Regions from separate parts of the Mus musculus genome. Here region 2 is linked to region 1. The links are chromatin loops, found by intact Hi-C in ENCODE. Cell type or tissue: gastrocnemius. All regions are shown on one strand. Links, peaks and the distances in the headings refer to the core of each region. The heading gives the core; the rest is flanking DNA. Region 1 holds the start of Swap70 (SWA-70 protein). Region 2 overlaps Swap70 (SWA-70 protein).

Region 1 (10,175 bases), core at 970-8,969:
CAGATCCAAAATGTGTATATTTTAAAAATGCCTGTTGAATGGCTCCTCTTGTCTGTTTCTATATTTCAGGCTTTTCAAGACGCTGCCAATTTCTCCTGGCTGGGTGCCACTTTGGGGTTTACTCGACTTACAAGTATCCCTTTATGCGTACCTCATACTCTGGAGTCTTTAGGCAGCCCTGAGGAGGACTCTGCAAAAGCAATGGCCTTTGCAGGGAGCCCGTAAGACCCGGGGCCGCTCCGCACGCGCTCTCACTGGCCCCAAGGTCTGCGGACGCCGGGGCGGGGAGGCTCTGCTCAGCGTCCCGGAGGCGAGCCTGAGGCTCCCGGGCCCCCATACAGCCCGTGGCGGGGGGAGACGCTCTGCGGGTCCCGCGGCGCCTCTCGGAGCGCACCTCGGCCGTCGCGGGAGCCGCAGGAGCGCGTCCACCCCCGCGCACCGCCCGGAGGCCTGAGGAAGAGTGAGGACCGCCGCCCCGCCACATTCCCAAGCAGCCCTCCCTGCGGACACCGCCGCGGGTCCCGTGCCCTACAGGAAGAGCGCCGGCAGGGGGCTCACCTTGAGTTGCGACTTGGAGACCTTGCCGCTGCGGTCCAGGTCGAGCGCGGTGAAGGCGTGCCAAATGGCTTTGAGCAGTTCGTCTTTCAAGCCCCTCATGGCCGCGGCCGCGCTGCCCTAACAGACCTGGTCAGCCCAGTCGGCAACTCAGCGCCTCTGCCTCCTGCAGGATCCCCACAGAAGACTCGGCCCGCCGCGCGGTCACCTGACCGCTGCAGGCCCCGCCCTCCCAAAGGGCACACCCCTCTGGTCCCGCCCCTCCGTCTTACCAACCAGCCCTGGGATACCCTCTGCCCACTACGGGGACGTAAACAACACGCAAAGTCCTTGTGGTGGGTTTCCACACCAACTCAGGCCATTTTCAAAGCTCGCATGTGCTCCCAAAGGAATGCCCACCAGCCCGAGGAACACTCAAGACTGGAGTGATCAGCCACTGAGGCTTTTGCAGGAGTCTCACAGTTATTAAAGGAGTCTTGGTTCAGTCCTGGGATGGAGTCACGGTCTTAAGAGGCCAGACAAGACCCCGAAAAATGTCCAGGCAGAGCCTGGAATGCTCAGTCCCAAATCAGGAAGGATAAAGAAGGAGACAGAAACAAAAATAGAAATCTAAGAAAGTTGCTTCATGCACTTTGCAAATATGCATTGATGGCCCTCTGTAGTGGCCTCTAGGGGCAGAGCAACAAGTTTTAAGAAGAGTTAAGAAGTCAATGATAGGCTTATAAAGGCTCATAGATAAAGGCTCTTGATGCCAAACCTAACGATTTTGAGTTCTCTCTCCTAAACCCACATAGGGGAATGAGAATCGCAAGTCGTCTCCTGACTTCCACCGCATGCCCACACACCTACAATAAATAAATAAATAAATAAATAAATGAGTAAAATAGAAGTTAATAAGCCCAGCAACATTTTCTTTCTAACCTCTGCCGCTTAGGATCAGTTCACATCCTAGGAAGAGCTTCACGGAGGTAAAGTTGCTGTCGCTGGTGGATTGTGCTCCCATTATTGGAAATCATGCAAATCACTCCATCTATTTTAATAATGAGAATGGTTGACCACTTAAAAGAATCCATCCAGACCTAGAGAAGTGCCCAGATGGCATCTCTTACACTTGAACTCTTCTGACTTCAAATTCTCCACAAATAGAAAGAGCATAGATACCAGATGGTCCAGAAGGCTCTTTCCCACTGCCTGGGGTAGTGACTGTGACTGGGTAACTTGAATCTCATCACAATAGCACAATCCTTAGACACTATGGAAAGGATAACTATCAAAAGTCAAAAGCAGGGGATTCCCAGATCAAAGTGTAGTTTATTTTTCCTCTTTAAAGTTCCTTTGGGCCTATGGTGTAGCTCAGTTGGTAGAGCTCTTATCTAACATGTACAAAGCCCTGAATTTATCCTTAGCACTACACGGTGCTAGACCAGGCATGGTGGTGCATGTCTGTAATCCCAGCGCTTGGAATTCAGAAGTCCAATGACATCCTTAGCTACATATGGAGGTTGAAGCTAGCCAGGACTAAATGAAACCCTGCCTGTAAATTAATAAACTTCTTGATGTCCACATATGTCTTATTTTAAAGGGGACAGGAGAGATAAACTAATTTGGAAAGAGTCAAAAAAAAAGAAAAAAAAAGAATAAGCTGCATCAATGAGTTTAAGGGCAGAGGGAATATTGTGATCATAAAAAGAGAAAGAGCTATAAGAATATGTTCTATCTGGGTGTGGGGGAAGGGGGTACCTCTGCGGGCCCATGCCAAGGCATCCCTTCCCCCTGAGAGACCAGCCACACAGCATGGTATAGTATAGAATAGAGTTTATTCAGGGCATGGGGAGGGGAGTTAAGAGAGTTGTAGAGGCAGAGAAAGGCAGAGAGAAGGAGAAAGTAGAGAAATGGAGGCCAGCCATGACCACGTGGAGAGAGGGGGGGAATGGAATGGAGCGAGGGGGAGCAAGGGGGCAAGAGGCAAGAGAGAGGCAAGAGCATATGAGAGCAAGAGAGGGAGGAGGGGCCAAGCGGCCCCTTTTATAGTGGGCCATGCCTACCTGGCTGTTGCCAGGTAACTATGGAAGAAGTATACCTGGCTGTATGGGGGTAGAGTCCAGACAGAATACCAACAGGGAATCACATAGAGCAGAAGGTGGGAACAAAACAAAGGGATCATGATGTCACCTCTTCCTCACTTTAACAGCCTTGAGGGTGCCACGCTATTTCATTACCACTGGTCAGGATTACTCTGCCCTCCCAAAATGTGGTTTCTATTGTTTCTCTTCTTTAGCTCCAGCCCAAGTCTTCAGTCAGCAAAAAACATGGTTTAACCTCTAATTTATTTATGCCAACTCAGCTTGCCCTAAATAGTGGCAAAACCAAACAAACAAGCAAAAACAAAAACAAAAAAAAAAAGAAAAAAACTAAACCAGGCATGGCAATATGCAGCTGTACTCGGTAAGGAGGCGTAGGGGATGGCTACGTGTTTGAGGCCACTCTGGTCTGCACAGTGCATTCCAGGACTACAGAGCAAAACTCTGCCTCAGGAGGGGAAGAAAGAGAAAGAGGAAAAGGGGAGGTGAAGAGAAAGAGAATGGGAGGGAAAGGAAGGAAGGAAGGAAGGAAGGAAGGAAGGAAGGAAGGAAGGAAGGAAGGAAAGAAGGAAAGAAGGAAGAAACCCTAATACTGAAGGTTCGGTTTAGCCACTGGATGACACTGAGACTCCAGACACTAAGCATATTTCACAGCCTTTACTCTGGGCTACTCTGTTATTTCCAAGTGCCTAGTTTTATAATCCTCTTTTTCTTTTAGGTTGCATAGTTGGTTAGTTAGTTTATTTGCTAGTGTTACAAATAAGAACCACCACACCTTGCTCCTACAGTGTCTTTTTTTTTTTAATCCTGCCCTGAATGTCATTCATCATCACTTACTTGTTCAATGTCTTACTAATTTCTCAGGTTCGTCCTATTTAGTTGGGAGTGAAACTATTAAATGAAGATCAGTAGGCACAAGTCATCTGGGGTCAGTTGGGAAGATGGGTGGTTACTACATAGATGGGGGCAGAATCTTGGCTTTCCCATTTAGATGACTAAATATGAATAAATATGAAGTTTCATTTCCTTGCTTGTAAAATGGAGTGGAGTACTATTATTTATCTGGAGTACTATTAAATAACATGATAGTTAAATGATTAGCATGATTAAATAAACATGATAGTAGAGTGCTATTAAAATAATGTGAGGCTTAAATGAAAACCTAGTGTGGCACACACTATCACAATATGGCTCATATAACGGATTTGTCCTATGGCAATTTAGCCAAACTACAATTTAGTTCCCTAAAATTCCACCCACCCCCCTTTTTGACAGTTTTTCACTATGTAGCTTTAGCTAGGGTTGGGGGAACTTCCTATATGGACAAGGGCCTGGCTGGTCTCCAACTCATAGCCCTTTTGTCTGCCTCTGCCTCTGCCTCTGCCTCTGCCTCTGCCTCTGCCTCTGCCTCTGCCTCTGCCTCTGCCTCTGCCTCTGCCTCTGCCTCTGCCTCTGCCTCTGCCTCTGCCTCTGCCTCTGCCTCTGCCTCTGCCTCGAGTGGTAAAATTAAAAGTATACATCACCACACCTAGCCTCCTCCTGAAAATTAAAAAAAAAAATTCTTTATATTTACATGTGTGTGTGTGTGCTTTATGTGTGCAGGTATCCAAGGAGACCATAAGAGGGTATGATATCTCCCTGAAGCTGGAGCTACAGGCAGTTGTGAGCTGCCACCATGGTACTGGGAACCAAACTCAGATCATCTACAAGCACAGTACACACTCTTAACCACCACCACCGAGCCATCTGGCCAGGCCTCACAGGGAACACATTTCAAGTTCTAGCACTCAGGAGACTGAAACAAGAAGATCATCAAATTCAGGGATAACTTGAGCTGCATTGTGAGGTCAGGGCCTGTCTGAGCTATATAGAAAGACCCAACCTCAAAACATGGAGGGAGAGAGGGGGTGGGGAAGTTAAGCCTGTCTCTTCCTCCCAGCCCCATGCTCAAAGAAATAGACTCAGATTCAAACATATTTACAGCCTTTAATCCCAGCACTCGGGAGGCAGAGGCAGGCGGATTTCTGAGTTCGAGGCCAGCCTGGTCTACAAAGTGAGTTCCAGGACAGCCAGGGCTACACAGAGAAACCCTGTCTCAAAAAACCAAAAAAAAAAAAAACATATTTACAAATATCTTGGCCATATCACTAGGCTCTTCTCTGACTGGAATTATAATTTACATTATCCCGTTATTTTCATCTACTTTCTGCCACATGGCTGGTTATCTGTGCTCAGGTACTGAGCGTTAGACTACTCACATCTTCTCAGGCAATGCCTAGCTCCACCGCAGAATTCTTTCTACCTCCCAGATGTCCCACCTTCTATTCTACCCTTTCCTATAGGCCACGGGTTTTTTAATGGACAGGTGATGCATCCATGCAATACACAAGACAGTCTTTCTACAGAGGTGAAAGAAGAAGGTAAGGGAAAGAAAGAATAAAGCTGGTGATAGTGTCATCCCCAAAATTCACATGCTGAAGTCCTAGCCCCCAATACTTCAGAGTAAAATCACATTTGGAGATGGGGTCTTTTTAGAGATAATTCTGATCTGATATGATTGGTGTCCACATAAACAGGACGAATTTGGACATAAACATGCCCATGGGAAGAGCACCATGCAAACAGAGTCACATGCTTCTACATGCTAAGGAACACTAAGGAGTTGAGCAAACAGCCAGTAGCTGAAAGAAGGCAGACGACAGAGTCACATGCTTCTACATGCTAAGGAACACTAAGGAGTTGAGCAAACAGCCCGTAGCTGAAAAAAGGCAGGCGACAGAGTCACATGCTTCTACATGCTAAGGAACACTAAGGAGCTGAGCAAACAGCCCATAGCTGAAAGAGAGACATGGAATACATCCTTCCTCACAGTCCTTAGCTAGAACCAAGCCTGCAACAACCTGGTATTAGACACTTCCCACCGCCTACACCCACCACCCACTTCCATTCCCCCAGCCCCCACCCTTATTCTCCCAACGCCTAACACTAAATCCCTCTTGCTTAATGCTGCACTAATATGGTTTAAGGTACTCATTCTGGGATACTTCATTACAATACTTCTAGAAGCAAACTAATAAGGTCTTATATAAAGACAACACCGGTTACATAGTGACAGAAAGCTCCACAACACTGTTGCCTGGAGTTACAAAACTTAGACTAAGAGGCTGGCCAGATGGCTCAGTGGGTAAAAGCATTAGCCACCAACTCTGAATCCTGGAAGGCACATTGAAAGGAATGAGTCAACTCCAGAAAGCTGTCCTCTGTTGGTCCAAATATTCACCATGGTATATGTGTGCCCACACACATACATACTAGTGTACACACATGCACCAAATAAATACGTGTCTTTTTTTTTTTTTTTTTTTTTTTGGTTTTCGAGACAGGGTTTCTCTGTATAGCCCTGGCTGTCCTGGAACTCACTTTGTAGACCAGGCTGGCCTCGAACTCAGAAATCCGCCTGCCTCTGCCTCCTGAGTGCTGGGATCAAAGGCGTATGCCAGCACGCCCGGCTATATGTGTAATTTTTGAAAGTTTAAAAATAGAAAGGAAGCTAGGAGACTTTGTCATACACCTTTAATCCCAGCATTGGGGAGGAAGATCCCTGTGAGTTTGAGGCCAGCCTGGTCTACAAAGCTGGTTCCAGAACAACCAAGACTATCCAAAGAAACTCCATCTTGAAAAAACAAAATTAACTAAATAAATAATTAATTTGATTATGATTAAGATGAATTTTAGTTAAATGATTGAATAAAATAGAATATGCTCATTTAAAAATACTTTAAGAGGATTTGAGCACAGACAGGAACCTGCATGAGTGGATAGTGCCAGGCATAGGGTATGTTCCTGTGACTTATTGACCAGGAAAGACCCAGAGTACCTTCTCCACAAACAGAATAGACTATGGCTATGACTCCTAGTTGCCCACTAGAAGTAGACTGCAAGATCCTATTACTGCAGCTCTGCTGCTGCAGAACAGAGAAATCAAGCTGGAACTAATCTGAGAGTTTCCTCCCTGTTCACTAGACTTGATAGTGCCAGAAGGTGTGCGGACCTCTGGGGAACAAAGCCACAAAGGAAAGTACTCAGCAGCAAGTCTTGCATCTTAGTTACTGTTTTATTGAAAAGACCCCACAACCAAGACAATTCATAGAAGAAAGCACTTAACTCAAGGCTTGCTTACAGTTGCTAAGGGTTAGTTCATGATCTTCATAGCAGGGAACATGATGACAAACAGTCAGGCATGGCTTTGGAGCAATAGCTGAAAGCTCACATCAGATCTGTAAGTTGCAGATAAAGACTGGATCTGACATGGGCTTTTGAAATCTCCAAGCCCACCTCCAGTGACACACCTCTTCCAACAAGGCCACACCTCTTAATCCTTCCCAAACAGTTCCACTAACTGGGAACTAAACATTTAAATATATGAACCTATGAGGGCCATTCTTATTCAGAACACCACACCCTGTATTCTCCAATACTGACTTGTCAGGTAAGAGGAACAGTGTTGTAGGTTGAGAGACCTTGCTTCAGTACATAAAGTGGAGAGTGATCAAGAAAGACAGCTAACATCAACTTCTGGGCTGCACACTCACGTAGACTCTCTCTCTCTCTCTCTCTCTCTCTCTCACACACACACACACACACACACACACACACACACACACACACAACTGGCAAGCTCAGAAATAAAGCTGCCTCTAATCCTTAGTCTTTGCCAGCAAAAGACAAAAGCCTCTCCAAGCAGGAAATGGTCAAATACTGAAGACTGGGTGTGCTGGCACATTTCACGGAAAGCACGGCCTCTGGGTAAAAATAGTTTCTGAGTTTTCTCAACACAGGGAGCAGTTCTAAGATTGAAGAGCACTCTTCTAATTAGAAAACAAAGCTCTGAGAAATCCTAAGAGTTTCATCTCAGAACTGAACTCCAAATCCAAGAAAGAGAAAAGAATGTTTTTTTTTAAGAGACTTTAAGGTGTGGCTTTTTGTCTGATAGAGTGAACTTCAACACTATTACTTGAAAACTCACTGAGGTATTTTTGGTTTTGCGTTTGTCTTAAAGTTTATTTATTTCACTTCGTGTACATGGGTATTTTGTGTGCATGTATGTATGTCCGTTACGTGCCCAAGGATATCAGAATAGAGTGTTGAATTCTGTAGAATTCTGGACTAAACCGCTTTATGCTTCCAGGGGGTCACACTCCCAGACACCCACCAGAGCCCTCTGGATTCACAAATACACACACACACACACACACACACACACACACACACACTCCAGTTAATTTTTGACATGCCATGACTAGCTCACAGTATGGGCACTCCTAAACCTTCCCCTGCTAGTGAACGCTCCCCTCTTGTACTCCTGAAGCTCCTAACCCTTCCCCTACTACCCCACGCCCAGGGGAAGTGGACAGTGGCCACTTACTCAAATTCTTACATGGCTGGTTGGCTTTCTCTTCTGCAGCTCTTACGCCCTATACTTCTCCCCGAGTCACGGTAATCCCCTCTCTTCCTTTCTCCCAGTTCCTAGCTCACACAAATCTAAAGGTCCCACCTCAGTCTACCTGCCCAGCCATTGGTTGTTTATTGATCAATCAAAAAACAACTGGAGATGAGGACCCTTCAGCATTTGGAAAGCAGATTCCCAGCCTGGGGGAGCTGGATTAATTCAAAGCACTGGAGCCAATCACCAACAGAACCCCCTGGAACGGGAGTTATAGATGGATGGGAAGCACCATGTGGAATCTGGGAACCAAACCTGGTTTCTCTAGCTCCAAAAGCAGCAAATTCTCCTAACCACCGAGCCATCTCTCTAGCCCCTTTCATTGTGCTTTTAATTTACTTTTATAGGTAGAAGCATTATCAATTTAGACTGAAAACAGATATGCTACTCAAAATAAAAAGAGGCCCCAGAGCACTCAATATATAATGAGGGAGGGTAGGCAGGCTGAGAAAGCAACAGGTTTGCAAACACAGACTATCTCCTTGGAAAATATCTCCTTAGATATTCTTCATGCCTAAAGGTAGTGCTAACAGGCTGAAGAACAGAGCCAAGAATCTCCTGTAGCAAGACTGGACATTAATCAAAGACCTAGAAATGAGTCTGGATGAGTTTCAGAATTCCTATGGACAAATGACTACTGTATGTCTCATGTCCTTTTTTCCTCCTTCCTGTTCTGAATGGAATTGTTTAATGTTATTTCATTCTTATATCATCATTATATGTCTGCCAGTGTTCAAAACAGAGTGTACAGGCTTTACTGCTTATCCTTAGAAAAATATACTTTTAGACTGGAGAGATGGCTCAGTGGTTAAGAGAACTGACTGCTCTTCCGAAGGTCCTGAGTGCAAATCCCAGCAACCACATGGTGGCTCACAACCATCTGTAATGAGATCTGACACCCTCTTCTGGTACATCTGAAGATAGCTACAGTGTACTTAGATATAATGATAAATAAATCTTTTTTAAAAAGAAAAATGTACTTTTTAAAATTTGTAATTATGCTATAGGAGGAGGGAGCACATGCATGTGCAAGTAACCATGGAAACCAGCAGTCTGTATTCCTTGGAGCTAGAGTTACAGGCAGTGTGAGCCACCCCAGTGTGAGTACTAAGAGCTAAACTCTTGTCCTCTGTAAGAGCAGCAAGGGCGCTTAACAACTGAACCACTCTTCAGCCCCTAGAAAGACCTATTAGCCGGGCATGGTGGCGCACACCTTTAATCCCAGCACTCAGGAGGTAGAAGCAGGCGGATTTCTGAGTTCGAGGCCAGTTTGGTCTACAGAGTGAGTTCCAGGACAGCCAGGGCTACACAGAGAAACCCTGTCTCGGAAAAAAAAAAAAAAAAAAGACCTATTAATGGAGCTAGTGAGATGTCTCAACAGATAAAAGTGCTTGCTGCCAAACTTGACACTTCAGCTCAATTCCTGGATCCGTATGGTGGAAGGAGAGAACCAACTCCTGAAGGTTATTCTCCAACCTCCACATAATGCCATGGCCCACTTGTGCCCACCAACATAAATGCTCATGTGCATACACTAAATAAATGCAATGGAAGATCTATTTAAAACACTGGCCTTTGGATAGCAACTGGGAACTTTGTCAACTACATTATTTACTTTTCTCCTTGTTGCTTCCACTGCTGGTCTGCCTTTTCGCTTCCTGGTCCCTCAAGCTGTGAGCAGCTCATAAATGTTGCCTCCTGCTGCTGTACCTTCCCCTTCCTGCCATAGTGGACTATAAACCACAAGCCAAAATAAATCCTTCCTGCATTGTCGCTTCTTGTTCGTTATTTGGTTTCAGCAACCAACACATCCATCTCTCTCTCTCTCTCTCTCTCTCTCTCTCTCTCTCTCTCTCTCTCTCCATATATATATATCTGAGCTGTTTCTCTCAGAATCACGTGGCCAGGCTATAAGAAACTAAGTCATACAGCAGAAAGGCTACATGGAGGGAAGGGATATAAGCCAATCTCCATATTTCAGCCACACCAGCCCAGACATCACATGTATGTGGAAAGAGGTCTAGGAAGCCCCAGAC
Region 2 (10,175 bases), core at 1,110-9,109, 54 kb before region 1:
ATCAGGAGTTCAAGGTCATACTCAACTACATAGCATCTTCCTCCTGAGGTCAGCCTTTCTCAAAAATAATGATAATAAGCCGGGCAGTGGTGGTGCATACCTTCAATCCCATCACTTGGGAGTCAGAGGCAGGCAGACCTGGTCTACAGAGCCAGTTTCAGGCCATCTGGGGCCACATAGTGAGACTATATCTTAAAAATAAAACTCAACTTTAGTTTGGTGACATAAAAACTCACAGACCCATATGGCCTTTCAGCCGACCCTTCTAGCCCATTTCCATTCTTCTGTGTCACAGGGTGCAGGCTTTGTAAGGCTCACCTCATTTCCTGTTCCTTTCGCGGATGGCGAGGGGATGAGCCACTTCCTGCTCTTGCCACCACGCCATGCCTTCCCAGCAATTACAGACTCCCCTCTGGAACCGCAAGCCAAAGCGAACCCTCCTTTCCCTAGTTGCTTTTCTCATTATCAAAGCCAGAGAAAAGTCACCACTGCAGAAAGCACCATCTACCCCACACACAGGAGCGCTGATACTTCTGTAAACGTCTGAGTTACCTGCTCTTCCGAGGCTTAATCTCTGCTGTGTTATATCCTATTTCCCTCAAAACTACCGAAACATGCCTTCCCCATAGATTTTGTGCATGAGAGTAATCTATAAACTCCCAGCAAGAACAAATCTGTAGCTCAAAATATGTCTAGTGTCACTCAGAGTGCCACTCTCTGGAAGTGAAATGGGATTTGCACCTTCTCCTGAATGACCTGCTAATGCCACTGTCAACAGCACCACTGATAGCTCCAAGTAGCTGTCGAGGGCAGAGGGCAACCCTGTGCAGTAGCTTCTCTCCTTCCCCCTTCCTGTGGGTTCCATGGATTGGACCTGGGCTGCCAGGCTTATGCAGCAAGCGGCTTTACCCACCAAGTCACCTGGGTGGCCCCAAATCAGTTTTTTCTAAACGAAACATTGGATGCCTTTTTGTTATGTTGTTTGGGTGTGGCTGCATGCAGAGGTGCACGCGTGGAGATTAGACAGGTTTGTTCTCCTTACACCATGTGGATCTCAGAGATCAAGCTGACCTCTACCCCTGAGCCATCTCACCAGCCCCATCACTTTTGGCTAAGTATACAACTAGAGGAGACGCCTTTTCCAGTTTATTTTCCATTTTTAATATTTTTAACTTATTATCATGTGTATGTGTGTGCTGTGTGAGGTATGGCAAGTGTGTGGAGGTCAGAGGGCAACCCGGTGAGTCCGTTTCCTCGTTCCTCCTTGACATGGGTGGCAGCGATAGAACTAGGGGCATCAGGCTTGCACAGTGTCGAGCATCTCTTACCTGCTGAGCCATCTCAGGTCCTCTCCTTTTCTTCCCGGGTTTAAACAGCATCTTTTGCTTCTCACATGAGGATTGGCAGCTGTATAAATTCTACCAGCTTACCTTCTAACTGTTCCCCAACATGGGGTGGGGAGCTACAGCTCAAGGCCCAGGTACATCTGTACTGCCTCCCACAAGGCCTCATGAAGAAGTAAACGAGACAATGGGTTAAACCAGGACAGCTCCCCATCCTCTGGCATCCTCCCTGATGTTACAAAGACCCAAAGCAGGGGCTGGTGAGATGGCTCAGCGGTTAGCACAGGTGGCTCTTCCAGACAACCTGGGTTCAATTCACAGCACCCACATGGTGGCTCACACCTGCCTGTGACTCTAGTTCCAGCGCTTCTAATACCCTCACACAGATGTACACGCAGTCAAAAAGAAAAAAATTCAAATCAAAATTTTTCTCTGAGAATATAAATATCATAAATTGTAAACCAGATTTTAAAAGTTCAGGGGTGGGGCAAAATCTAGTTTCAACTTTAAAACTTGGATTACATGTGAAGAAATGGTGGCAACCCCACACTACCAACAGAAAGTATATATATCTCCCCCCCCCCCCCCCATCCACCAAACTCTGTTGCAGCCTGGCCCAAGGCAGTCCTGCCTCTGCAGCAAGGGCCACTCAGGCCAAACTCAAGTTTCCACTACAGCTGATCTGGCAGATAGACGTTCTGGAGTAGAATGAAGTGCATCCCGGCAAACAGGGCCACCAGAATGCTCTCGGTACAAGGCCCTTAGACCCCCAAGCAAAGGATTCTGTACCCCACGATCAGAAGAAACACCCCTGCCAGCCCAATGTGCAGGGTCTCCCAGACTAAACAACAGTGTTAGAATCCTGAGCAAGCAAAGCCCCCGAGGGAGAGGGCAGCAAACCATCTGCACCTGGCCTGAAGCTTGCGCACAGTCTCTTCATCCTGCCGGGCCTGCCTCTCGTCCTCAAGAGCCTCCTGCAGCTTTAGGTACATGTCTTCCAGCTCCCGAACTCGCTGCAGATACTGCTCCAGTTCGGAGGACTTCTGGGCAACCTGCTCCTCCATCTGCTGTCTGATCTGGAGGGATGAGAGGATGGTGGTCTTGCTTAAATTGGGTGACTTTGTCCCACGGCAAGGCTCCCACCGCACCTCTGCCTTTCGGCTAAGGATGTAGGGAACGGGAGGGTACACTCAGCATCCACGCTAGGAGTTCAAGAAAATAAACTGCAACCCAACGCCACACCCCTGTTCTGTATGTGTTATCCTTTCTACTCTATACTTTTATTCGAGTCAAGAAAAAAAGGTGGAACTTCTCTTTACATTCTTTTCTATTTTAAAGCCAGAAACCTGTTTTCCAAATCTTAAGAGTGAGCCTTTGCCCAGGCAGAACAGCCTATGAGCTGCAGGTCCTACTGCCTATAATTCCTTCCCCATCCCTGGGCACTAACAAGTGCATGGCTTTCCCCTCTGGATTGAAGAGGAGTTAATCCCTGTTTTTAAAAACATAAAGACAGGGCTGGGGGACCGCTTGCTGGTAGTGTTTACTTCACATGTGTGAGTCACGGAGTTCCATACCCAGTACCCTGACACACATACTTTCAGACATGCTGGTGTACTTCTCTGAAGTTTATAAATTACGACACCAACATTAGCTCCCAGTGTTCTCGTGAGAGTCCCGAGAGCTCACAGAATGGCCTGTGCAGGGAACACACACCAATCACAATCACACTAGGGCTCAGAGAGGCAGAGCAGGGAAGGAAGGCAGCCGCACATCTTCACATGCATCACAGGCACCTTCCTGAACACAAACAGGAATCTCGCCTCTAAGCAGACCCTGTTCAGGCACAGGGCTCAGCACAGCAGCATTCCATGAGAGACGTGTGCTCCAGTAACCATCTGGCTCCACAGAGCAACTGGACCTTGGCGTGGTCAGAGCAGCACCCTGAGCTCAGACGTCTGTGTTCACTTTCCTCACTACAGAGGAGAAATGCTGTGGGTTTAGGCTTACTCTTTCACAGCTAGTCACTGTCCATACCACGAGCCTTTTGAGAATGAAAAGGATCCTGGCTGCCTCAGGATGACAGGGACACCTCAAAGCAAATGAAGACATGTAACCATACTAACTAAGCATTTATCACCCCCACAGCATACAATTCTGCTTAGGGGTGTGGAAAACAAGGCACCCATCTTTTCCCTCTACCTCTCTGGTACACAGAAAATGCTTAATAAAGGATAACGCACAAACAAGCACACAACCCCCCCAGCAGCCACCCAAGGCACAGCAAAGCCAGGATGAAGTAGCAGCCAGGCCTTCCAGAGCTGAGGCAGCGGTTCTCAGACTCACCAGCTTCTCCCGCTCCAGCTCCGTGCTGAACCTGGTCTGTAGCTCCACCTGAGTCTGCAAGCGTTTCTTTTCCTCGTCTGCCGCACGAGAGGCTGCTTCCTCCAGTTTCTAATCAGTCAGAAGCCCATCCCCAGAAAAGCAAGATTGTTACAGCGGAAGAGAAATTCTTGCTTAAGCATATAACAAAAATTAATAAAATTACTAAATTAATAAAAATTAAATAAAAGCTATGAGACCAGTCTGCCCAGTCAGCGCATAAAACAAATCCGGTACAAATGACTCGATGCTAAACACTGTACACAGAGAATCCGAGGAGACCACTGGATCATTATCACTTGCAACTATGCTCATAGTCTGACCTAGTTCTGGAGCTTTCTATACAGTGCTGTCTCCCACCACACTATTCCTTACTCGTTACCACAGCTCAGCTTCCAGGCAGGTGACACAGGGAGCTTCCTCAACCCCCACCCCCACCCATCCTCAACCCCCTCCAAGAACAACTGGTTTAAAAAAACAAACCACATTAAAGCTTGCAGATTATCCTAGCGTGTTGAAGCTGTACCTGAGCGGTGGAGTGCTTGCCCAGCATACACAAGGCCCCAAAGTTGATCCATTCCACCCTCAAAGGACAAAAGGCAAAACACAAACAAACAAATACACAGAAAACAAAAAGGCTGTGGTGTTTCAGGCACCCCCTCCCCTCCCCCAGGCAAGAAGGAAATGCCACTCCTGGCAGAAGAAAGCTGAGACAAGGGCGCCCTCTGTCCTCTGCTCACAGCCCAGGCTGGGTAAGGGAAGAGCTGCTGCTGGGTTTTCACTGGGGTCAAGGCTGGCAGGCAGAGAAGACAGGTCTAAACTCACTTGGGCAAAAGCTCCACAGGGGGAGAAGGAAACAGAGGTGACAGCAGGCGGTGCCCTCTGCTCTTAAGGCAGGACTGTGGATGGCTCCAAGTATGTGCTGCTGTCTCCACACAAGCTCATACAACTTGCAATCCTCCTGCTTCAGCCTTCCAAGTGCTGAGGTTATAGGTCCCTAGCACCCACGCACCCAGCCTTCCAGGGAAGTTTCGCTCAAGGAGAAAAGCAAGCACTGCAGCGCTCACCAAACATAACTTTGCTATGTAAGGCATACAAAGGAGATTTGGGCAGTGATTAAGAGCAGTCCCACCGGGAAGCAAACCAACCAGATTAGTTAAGCCTGACAGAAGCAGGAAGGTCTGGCTAGGCAGAGCCCTCTCTAAGACTGGCCTTGAGAGGACACGGGTCTGAACTTAACCTCAGACTGAGGCTGCTTCATTCCTAGGCACTGCGGAAATCATAGCAAACATCCAGAACTCAGTGAACTCTAGCGGTCAGTCAGGGGTGACGGGAAGGAAAGTCTACAGGGAGAAGAGGAGAGCCGTGTGGAGGGTCATGCCAGGTGACTGTGGCTGCGCACACCCCAGCTTGCTGCCCTAAGGAGCAGACTGAAGGCCTCGGGGGTCCAGGAAATAGTCCAGCCAAGTCACTACTAAATAAATAACCACACAATGGCAAGCTTCGGGTAGGGGTGTCAGGATCAGTATCCATAGTTCCCACACCACCTTATCTTCTAAAACATCCAGTTTTCAACTAAAAAAAAAAGTATGAGGAAACAGGAAAGTGTAACCCCTATGTAGGAAAACAGTCAACAGGCACAGCCTTTGAAGCAGCACAGGAGCATATCTACAAAGCCATTACAATAAATATACTATAAAAGAATGACAGGAAGTCACAGTTAGAGATATAATAGAAGGAATAACAATATTCGGTCAAGTGGAGAAAGCATATCAATAAAGAGGCTAATTAATTTTTTTCCATTTCAGTTTTTTCTATTAGATATTTTCTTCATTTACATTTCAAATGCTATCCTGAAAGTCCCCTATACCCTCCCCCTGCCCTACTCCCCAACCCACCCACTCCCGCTTCCTGGCCCTGGCGTTCCCCTGTACTGGGCATATAATCTTCCCAAGACCAAGGGCCAAAGAGGCTAATATAAAAGAACCAAATGGAGAATGATGAGCTGCAATGTTCAAGAACCGACTGAAGAGTAAGTCTTCTAGAGGACGGTGTGCACGCCGTGCACAGCGTGCACAGCATTAGGAAGCCAGGGCGTGGTGTGCTGGAGCACACCTAGGACTCCTGAACTGGAAGCTGCAAGAGGAAGAGCAGACGTTCAAGGCCAACTTCCCTATGTAGAGAGTTGAAGGCTAGCCAGGACTTCAAGATCTTATTTCAAAAAAGAATCAACTAGAGGGGCTCAACAATCTCTTTGGGCTACTAAAGAGATACACAGAAATTATACAGTCAGAAGGACAGAAAAACAAGAAAAATAAACAGCATCAGAGAATCTGGTGACTGTTACACACAATATTCTGTTCAACAGCATGTGGAACAAGTAAAAAGGGAGCAAAAATACTTGAAGAAATACATGGAAATTTTACCCAACATAATGGAAAACCTTGGTCCACATTCTATAAATTCTAAACAGATAAAAAAAAAAAAACAAAGACAGTGCCAGACATGGTGGCCTCATCATTCCTCCCAGGCAGAGCTGATTTCTGAGTTAGAGGTCAGTGTGGTCTACACAGGAAGCTTTGGGCCAGCCAAAGCTGCATACTGAGGCCCTGCCGTAAAACAAGGACAGCGGCAGTCGCAACACCACAGTAAAACCACAAAGAGACGTTGAGAGCAGCAAGACATAAGAACCTCCAGCAAACGCCACAGCAAGTTAGTTCCCCTCAGAAACACATGACTAGTCATTGTCACAAACTGGAATTCGCCATGTCTGGCTGCAGCAGGTGACTACAGAGCCTCCTGCAGCAGAGTGAACAGCACTGTTCAAGACAGCGGCTCTTCCATGAGCCCAGCCTTCCTGCCTATAGATCTGGGTCACCTTCTACTTCTCAGTTCTACTTCTGTGTGTGTATCCCACAGAGCTGTCAGAGCATGTGTGAACACACAAAACAACGGTTCAAGTCTAAGCCCTTTAGCACCATCTCTAAGAGGGACAGCTCAGAGCTTTACCCTTATAGACACAGCTTGCTAGCCCTAGGGCTGGACACCTTCTGAGAACTCAGCTCACCAAACAACTCCTAACTTTTGTGCAGAAAGCAAAGCTCCTGAGGCTGTGTGTGGCTTGGGTACCAAGCGGGACAGCGCTTCCCTTGCCGTCTCTGTCCTGTGCCCAACCTTCCTCACGCTTTCCAGCTCCTGTTGCTTGCGCTTCCCTTGCTGTTTCCCTTGCCATCTCTGTCCTGCGCCTAACCTTCCTCACGCTTTCCAGCTCCTGTTGCTTGTTTTCATTGGCGGCTTGGAGTTCCTTCATCTGCCGCTCCAGCTCCTCCTGCTCGGCTAGCAGCTTCCTTCGGAGCTCTTTCCGACGCTGGCGGGCTTCCTTGTGTGGTGGGGGGCTGCCCAGCTTCAACAGATGGATGGTGGAGTAAATGGCTAGAAGGAGAAGGAGAAAGAACAGGAATTACAACATATATCTAAACTCGAATAATATGTAACACCAGTCGGGGTGCGATGGTGCCAGTGAGCTCAGCCTGGGCAGTATCAGCTTCTCCAGCTCCCACATGAGAAAGATGTGCGTTCAAGTCTTTTCTGAGTCCAGGTCCACAGCTGTGCACCTGTGCTTACAGACACTTCACTGGAAACACACTACACACTACATACACCCACACACACTTTCTAAGACAGAGCTTCATTAGATAGCCCAGTTTGGTCTGTCCTCAAACTCAGAGCAACCCTGCTGTCTTTGGTTACCAAGTGCTGATACCACATACCTGGCCCTTTCCTACTCCCCAAAATGCTAGATAAGGACAGGCAAGATGACTCAGCATGCAAAGACACTTAGCTGTGAAAGCCTGGACCAGTTTAATCCTTGGGATCCACACATGAGATGTGGCAATATATGCCCATACACACACATCATCAGCACACATACACATAACAACAGTTTTTAAAGCCAAGAAAAATTAAGGCACACTAAGGGCAGAGAATCAAAGTTCTTAGCATCTGATGTGCAGTCTATTACACAGACTCTGCCCTCAGCTATGTCTATGAAATCACTTCCCTCCCTATATGTAAATACATATCACAGTAGTTACCATTTATTATATAGCATAGCACACAAAGGACTTCCTAAGACACATATATTGCAGATGAACACTGTCTGCATACATATATCACATTTCATATAAAATCTCATTTCTTTCTGTTTTTTTTTAATTTATCTTATGTTTATGAGTAGTTTGCCTGCCTGTATGTTTGTGCGCCATGCGTGTATCTGATCCCCGAGAAGGTAGAGGAAGGGTGTCGGACGCCCTGGGACCTGTAGGTATTGAACATCATTTAGGGGACCAGCCAGTGCTGTTCATCACTGAGCCATCCATCTCTCTAGCCCCTTTTCTGGTTTGACTCTGTAAGTGAAGTTGCCCTGAAACCTATTATGTAGTGCAGACTGGCTCTGAATCAACAGCAATCTACCGCCTCTGCCTCCTGGTGGCATCACTGGCACAACCTACCACACCTGGCTCTTGGTGTTTTCAACTACTTAAATGTAATGTCTTGTTAACTAATACCTATTGTTCAAATTCGAGAAGCATGAACAGACAGACATCCAGGAAGTGTTTCTGCCTACTCTTGCCCTGGGCTTCCTGCCCATCAGCAACCAGTGCTAACAGTCTATTGTGCTCCTTCTGAGATCATTTAAGCAAATGAGTAAGGCTACATCATCCACTTCTTTTTAAATGCTAACACGATGCTCTCTCCTCAAGCTATCGGTTTCTTGAGTTACAAAACCACTCCATAAATTCCTTTTCCATCTTGTGCATGACCAAAATCTCAACATTCACTAACATTTTTCATATGCCTAGAGGAAAATTCCATACTCTTTCAAGAATTAGGGCAGTAAAACCTAAAATATAGTTTAGTCCCCACAAAGTCAAACAAACTGGCCAAAAAAATTTAAAAAGGGAACTTATGCCAGGCAGTAGTAGCACACGCCTGCAATCCCAGCACTTGGGAGGCAGAGGCAGGCAGATCTCTGAGTTCGAGGCCAGCCTGGTCTACAGAGTGAGTTCCAGGACAGCCAGGGCTACACAGAGAAACCCTGACTCGAACCCCCGCCCCCCAAAAAAGGGGAACTTATGTTTCCTTGGTTTTGTTTCTCATGTGGCAATCGCCATGACATAAGGAAACAAACTGTGCCAGTGTCTAGGCGAGGTTTGAAAACACAAAGTTGGAGCACTCACGGTTTTGGTTTTTGGGGATTGTTGTTGTTGTTGCTGTTGTTTTGTTTTTCCCTGTCAGGGTCTCTAGAAGCACAGGCTGGCGTGGCACTCCGTGTAGAGAGCTCCTACCCCTCCCTGTCTACCTCCCAGTGCTGGGACTAAAAGCCTATACCATGCCCACCTTCTGCTCCCTGTTGTGGAAAATAATAAAAAATGTCCTACCCTGAATCCATTCTTGTTTCTTCTTCTTATCTGAGGCACTGATTTCAAAGGTCTTATCAAAGCATTTTATTAGAAAAAGACATTTCTTTCCATCTTTGTCAGGCAGAGACTAAAACAGAAACCATAATTAGTTCTTTAAATTTTTATTCTTTTTGTTTGTATTAGATTATTTTAAAAGCAGCTGAGGGAAGAGAAAAGGAAGAAAGAAAGAGACTTGGTCTGACCTTAGGTGGGACCATGCTTATTCATGGCAAGGTGGCATCTCTGTCACCCACATATGTGGATGCCAAAATGTTCAGAGGAAGATAGGATGTGGCCTCTTGTTGAGGTGGAAATGACTTCCATAGTTCCAAGGAAGCTGGGAAGTGTAGTCCATCAGCAGGAAACTACCATTTTGTTTATGGAGACAGGGTCTCACAACGTAGACTAGGAGGATCTTGAATTCACGACCCTTCAGCCCCAGCCTCCTAAATGCTGGGATTACAGGCATGTGTCACACCACACCTGGCTTAGTTTTCTTCTGATGTATTTCAATTAATCTCTTAACATGTAAGTCTAACTGAAACTCAGTGCCAAAAGAAAAACACCTAAAAATGCAAATGTCTGACTACTAAAGCTGTCCCCAGGCAGCCTCCTGTGTGGTCACAGTGACCTCTGACTGAGATGCCACATCTACATAAGATGAATACAATACCCAGTAAGGACAAGGAGACCCATGCTCTTTGCTTGCACTCTAGCAGTTGAGAGTGTCCCCTGCAGGAACCCTAGAAGGGACAGCACATATAGGAGACCTCTGACTGCTATGGCTTTTTCTTACACCTGAGTTGTTACTGCTGGTGCCCTGTGCTTCTTGACCTCTCTCAAGAGAGTGAGTGAAACGGCAGCGCCTATGAAAATCCTTAGGTCTCAGTTTAGCGGAGTATGAGCACGCCACAAAGTATTAATAGAGCTTTATACCATTTCTATAGTTTGAGTGTGAAGTCCCAGATTTTAATTGTTATTCAACAATACC

The links. Hi-C counts contacts between places; a loop is a spot of excess contacts. Peaks named below come from ENCODE experiments on the same cell type or tissue, not always from the same donor. Only the 100,000 strongest peaks of a DNase experiment are listed, where the experiment ranks them.
Region 2: it touches region 1 in a loop (2.5-fold over the local background); 17 of 42 quality-filtered maps call a loop at or near these places.

The regions. Positions count from the first base shown.
Region 1 is chr7:110,212,293-110,222,467 of GRCm38, reverse strand. It overlaps Swap70 (SWA-70 protein), which reads right to left and starts at 765. Exons shown (of 12, transcript NM_009302.3): 1 at 559-765. The coding sequence starts at 657. In gastrocnemius, for the core only: a CTCF peak has its summit at 1,214; no DNase peak of the experiment used is centred there; H3K4me3 peaks cover 405 bases; H3K27ac peaks cover 694 bases.
Region 2 is chr7:110,266,879-110,277,053 of GRCm38, reverse strand. Swap70 (SWA-70 protein) reads right to left here. Exons shown (of 12, transcript NM_009302.3): 6 at 9,164-9,272; 7 at 6,973-7,154; 8 at 3,687-3,794; 9 at 2,253-2,419. Among named protein-coding and RNA genes, the nearest start is that of Gm32861, 16 kb to the left of the region's middle. In gastrocnemius, for the core only: a CTCF peak has its summit at 4,465; DNase peaks (open chromatin) are centred at 2,304 and 4,411; H3K27ac peaks cover 832 bases.